2 separate regions of the Homo sapiens genome follow, and region 2 is linked to region 1. A link is a contact called in ENCODE Hi-C data. All regions are on one chromosome and are shown on one strand. The core of a region is the stretch at or near the end of the contact, and the rest is flanking DNA. Distances in the headings are between cores, read along the strand shown. Region 1 holds the start of ARL14EP (ARF like GTPase 14 effector protein). Region 2 holds the start of COMMD9 (COMM domain containing 9).

Region 1 (2,700 bases), core at 179-2,678:
ACAGCCACTAACAAAACAACAGCAGAGGGAATTGAGGATTAATTAGGGAACTCACTTTTTCTTCCTAAATTTGTAGGGGAGATGCAGAAATACCCGTTCCAATATGTTAATTTCCCTTAACATAGTTTTTTAGTTTGTTACCAGTCTCCTTATTAGTGGGAAAAGTAACATTTAGAGGAAATTTAACAAAACAAAAAATTTACTTCGTTTTTAGGTCAACTGATGTCTCTTTTATGAAAAACATAAAAAAAGTTTTCATGAAATGTTTTATGAAAAAAATTAAAGGCTTTTCTTGGCATAGGGTCTTACAACTTACACAGCGTCTTCCCAGATTATCTCTTATTTAATAAAAATATAATTTAATCTACCCCTACTCCCCAAATCAGGAGCTTTAGTTATGGGTACATACGCCTACAAAAGTCACGCATCCTGCAACTGTGAACTTTTTGTGCCTGTCATCTTCAAATACTGATTACCTATAACATGACAATTGGCCCAAAGGCAAAGAGGAGAGTCTCAATCCTCAGGAAGATCTAGGTACAATAAGAAAGGTAAAGGCAATTTAAAACAAAAATATAGTCCATAACACCATTGAAAAGATTTGGTTCAAGTGTGGTAGTCAGGACATGCCAGGTACAGTGCTTAGGGCAAACATCATTTCAGGAACCTTCATAGCCACCCTGAGGAAAGTACTATCATTCTCATTTACAGATGAAGAAACTCAAGCCTAGAGCTGTTGTTATCATGCCTAACAGAGTGCCCCCAAACCCTGCAATGATTCCCAACCCAACCCTGTAAGAGGCCACATACATTTCTTCCTTAGTTCACGGCTATTTACAAATGACTAAAACCACCAGATCCGTCCAGTGGGCACCTACTAAGTTCATGGTACCGGGATGGAAAAATAAACATTAGCCTTTGGCCTCAAACGGCCAGGGTTGAAAGGATTCTGATTTGAAAAATTAAAAACAAAAATAGCAGAGATAAAGGCTGTCTACGGAGTTCAAGGCCACAATAACCCTAAGTAGTTCACGTCAAAATCGTAGCTTTGAAGGTCCTGGGCCTACAGGACAGGCGACGACCCTCAGAGAGGTCAGAGGCGGCAGAACCTGTGCTGGGCTTTGACACAAGGCGTTGCGTCGCAGATGAACTACGCGGGGGTAGGGGTGAGAGGCCCCGGCCAGCAGCTGGAAATCCCCCTCACGTGTGCGGGCCTCCTCTTCCACCTCTCCCCGGGTTCCCCCGTTACGCCGCCGGGCTCCCTCGCCACCCAGGGGCCTGTCTCCACTCTCCCACTCCTCTCCAGGGCCTCCCCCGTTCCCCTTCCACCTTAGCTTGAGCTCTCCTCCGCCCGGCTTCGGGCAAGATGCGAGTCCACACAGGCCACACTCGACCGACCGCTTCCCAGCCAGTCCCCGCGCTACCACTGAGAGGACGGCAAGCGCGGGCTAGAGGAGCTCAACGCCACCACAAAGAGACGTCCGGGAGAAGCCTAGAGCGGACACGAGGCTGGCCGCCTCCGGGGACGGAAGGGGCGGGGCGGTGTGAAGTGGCAAATGATTCAAGGCGAGGCAAGAGGTGCTTCAGATGCTGTCTTTTGCAGTCCTCCGAGAGGTTAGGGATGTGGGAGGTCCCTGGGGGCCATCTCTTACAAGACACAGTTTCCACTAAATTGGATCGTATTTGTACATCTCTACACCTGTGCGTGATAGTAAACTTTTGCACCCAAATACCCCGACCCCTGAAGGAGAGTGTGAGTTAAAAGGATCTGAAGAACGGACCCTTTGTTTAAGGTCTCACATTCTATTTCTTTAATTCAAGCGAAATATATTCCAAAATGCATCTTTTATTGTAAGCTATAAAAATAGCTATTACTTCGAGTAAAATGTAGGCTCCAGGAAGATGCTTGTAAATTTTCTCAGAACAGAAATGGTATTTTTATTGTATCCTTATTGTCTGTCACAGTATAGGTGCTCATTAATTTTTAAAGTGGGTTTTATTATCTAGAATCCAGGAGAACTGAAAGTCTCTTAAAGATTCTTGGCCTTTTAATTATCTTAAGGTCGGGATAGCAGGGAAACAAAAACTTGTTTTAAACTCCCAGTGAAAAATGAGGAACAGGTAAATAAGACAAGCCCCACCAAGGCCCAAGCGTGCTAGTAATTCTCTGCATCTACTGTAAGCTGTTTTCTGCAGTGCGTCTATGGTCCTCCCACCACTTTCATACTGCTCGCCGACTAGGCAAGCGATTTGATGCCTAGAACTAGGGAATGACAGAAAGGAAAAAACAATGAATAGTTTCTTCAACTGTGTCTGCAGGAGGTTGCATTCTGTAATTCTTTTACTGTTTACTTTGTGGTTGGCACTTTGTTAAGCAATGATTAGACAAAAACAAAATTTATTTCTGCTTCCAAGGAGCTCACAGACTAGTGAGAGAGGAATAAACAGTTAATCACAGTGTGGTGTGAAAAGTGTCATAACAGAAACACATGGATATAAACAGGATAAAATGATAGGGGCTAAAGCAGGAGCGTTCTGGGAGGAGATTAATGCCTGCATGGAACTTAATTTGATGCAATTGTGACTTCCTAGTAAACTAGGCAAGCTATCCTAAAGGTAATGAAACAGAGAAGGCTCACAGATCAAATTAAGATTATTAAATAATATAGCCTATTCAATTTAAGTATCCAGTGAAAAGGT
Region 2 (2,700 bases), core at 26-2,525, 6.0 Mb before region 1:
CCCAAGACAATGGGCCCAGCCCTATAGATACAGGCAGGAGTTAAACCTAGAACCTACATTGAGTTATAACAGAAACCAGGAATCAGGCCATGAGGGTTCATGGAAAAGAGAGGCCAAGAAAGAGAGCTAGAATCAGGACCCTGTGACAAAATGGTTCTAAAATCTTCTAATCCAGGAATGGGTTCCTCCTTAGACAATTTGATTTTTGGTTTCCTGGGCCTTGACAACATCCCCACAGAAAATGGAGTCGGGGAAGGGGAAGGGGGAGGAGAGGAGACAAAGGAACAAATGTCCTTAGCAGCTTACCAATTTCTGGAATTTCACAAATGGGCATTCTTTCTTAAGCTCGAATATATCAGAACCCATTTTTTGAGCTGGAATTTGCTTAAAAAAAAGTGGAGGGTAGGAAAAGAAAAGAGCCACCCAAATACTAAAGGTAGATAAAGGAAATGTCTGTTTTGATGTACGGTCTCTGAGAACAGGGCAAATCAGAGTCCAGTACTGCCAGTGCAAAATCACTCTTTACAATTATATTCATTATAATTACCTTTTTGAATAAATGAACTAAATCATTTCCATTAACCTCCTCCCCCATCTCACCCCCGTATAACAAGAACCTAGCTAGGTAGTAGCTTTCATTCCATTCCTCTCTTGTCCCCTCTCCCAAACACTTCCTCACCTGCTCTTGTAATCAGATCTTCTCTATGACTATGGGAAAGTTACTAAAAACCCTAAATGATTATTTCCCAATCTGGATAATACTAATAATACCAGCTCCAACCTACTACATAGGCTGAAAAACTATATACGCAGAAGTAATTTTACATTCAAGACAGGATGTGTGCATGTGTGTGTGTCAATTCCAAGAAGCCCGATATGCACAGCCTCATTTTCATTCCAAACACTGGTACGCCGATCACTCCTGAACAACTACGTTTCCAAGGCGCCTGCCAAGCTTGCAGGTGCATTCCCCAAGTGCGCCAGCCCACCCACATGGGTCAAGGGAAAACCTGTTTCCCTGACTTGGTAAGTAGACAAGTCAAGCCAATTTCCTCCCCGAGTAAACCATCCTCCGCCCTGGTCCCCCTAGTCCTTTGGTTCTAGAGTCTCGGGGTTTAGTCATCCAGCCGCCGCGTCCGTCTTGATCCGCGCTCACTGCCGCAGCACCACAACCGAAACGCCTTCCCCCACTCTGAAGGACTACAGCCCCCGGCAGGCCCCGCGACAACAGCGACAGCCACGTGACCTCGCTTCCCTGGGTGCCACGGTCATGTGACTTCGGCAAGATGGCTGCCCTGACAGCGGAGCATTTTGCAGCACTCCAGAGCCTGCTCAAGGTAAGTCGAAGGGGTGGGGACAGCGTGAGGTGGCCCTTTGTCTCCGAGACTTTAGACGGAGCAGGAATTGGGAACAAATTGACCCTGGTTTGGAGCCACAACTCTGCTGCTTGTTCTCTGTGTGATCCCAGGCAAATCGTTGCGTCTTTCTGAGCTTTTAAAAAGTAAGAACAAAATATCGTTTTGACAGGAACGTAAGATAAAAAAAAATAAAATAATGGGCATGAAGGCGCAGTACAACCTCCTGCTATTAGTCTTTGGGATTGGTTTTCGGTATTGGTGCATTGAAGTGGTAATTGCTAGACCCACGTTGTCAGTTCCCCATTTCATCCCGTAGCCCCTCCTGCATTGCACAATTAAGAAATTATCTCCTACTGCGTCTGCCCAGCCCTCCGAATGACCTGTGCGTTCAATGTTCCCTTGAGGTCCAGATTTTCCCTACTCTCTTTGACCTGCGAAAGGGGCAGGACATACTCCTGATAATCATTTGAAAAGTTGTGAGGTTGAAAGGGACCTACTTCATAGGGCTTTGTAAAGCTCAAATGAAGTATTATTATTATTTGAGACGGAGTCTAGCTCTGTTGTCCAGGCTGGAGAGCAGTGGCGCAATCTCGGCTCACTGCAACCTCCGCCCCCCGAGTTCAAGCAATTCTATGCCTCAGCCTTCCGAGTAGCTGGGATTACAGGCGCCCGCCACCAAGCCTGGCAAATTTATGTATTTTTAGTAGAGACGGGGTTTCAACATCTTGGCCAGGCTGGTCTTGAACTCCTGACCGCGTGATCCACTCGCCTCCGCCTTCCAAAGTGTTGGGATTACAGGCGTGAGCCACCGCGCCTGGCCGGAATTATTTAACTTATGATTTGCCCTGTAGGAGAAAGGGCAGCTTTATTTTCCTTCGTAGAACTTGTCGCTAGCTATTTGCCCGTTGTCCGTCTGTCTCATAAGAATGTAAGATCCATCAGGGACCTTTCCTTTCTTCCTCTCTCTTTTTTTTTTTTTTTAAACACCAGGTGAAGAGGGTTGAGTTACTCTCCTCAATTTATGGCACATCATCATCATCGGTCCATGTAATAGTCTCTGTTTTGTTTTACTTATTTATTTTTTAATTGCCTTCTCAGTGTTCATTAGCATTCTCCACTCCTAAGGGGATCTACTCTTTTGTTCACAAGTGTTAATGCCCAATAAGTAGAACAATAATACCTGGCACACAGCACGTGCTCAGTAAATAGCTGTTAAATGAATTAATAAATGAAGTAACAGAGCTGGGACTGGCAATCTAGGGCTCTCAGCTCCCAACCCAGTGCCTTTTCACCTTCATTTTGGCTGCTCTGTACCTACCCCCGCCCCTATACCTGTTGGTCT

Evidence for each region. Hi-C counts contacts between places; a loop is a spot of excess contacts on that map. Pooled maps may share reads with other maps.
Region 2: a loop to region 1 is called in a map of B cell, with 23 times the contacts of the local background. The contact joins the promoter of COMMD9 here to the promoter of ARL14EP in region 1. A Hi-C loop is called at or near these places in 3 of 168 maps with a recorded cell type or tissue (B cell, CD4-positive, alpha-beta T cell and naive thymus-derived CD4-positive, alpha-beta T cell) and 8 of 50 pooled maps.

The regions. Positions count from the first base shown.
Region 1 is chr11:30,321,832-30,324,531 of GRCh38, reverse strand. It overlaps ARL14EP (ARF like GTPase 14 effector protein), which reads right to left and starts at 1,428. Exons shown (of 4, transcript NM_152316.3): 1 at 1,330-1,428. ARL14EP-DT (ARL14EP divergent transcript) reads left to right here and starts at 1,586. Exons shown (of 2, transcript NR_187437.1): 1 at 1,586-1,614. RefSeq lists a silencer at 1,199-1,328 and enhancers at 1,399-1,648, 1,161-1,766.
Region 2 is chr11:36,287,999-36,290,698 of GRCh38, reverse strand. It overlaps COMMD9 (COMM domain containing 9), which reads left to right and starts at 1,275. Exons shown (of 6, transcript NM_014186.4): 1 at 1,275-1,337. The coding sequence starts at 1,287. RefSeq lists enhancers at 1,125-1,374, 1,211-1,913.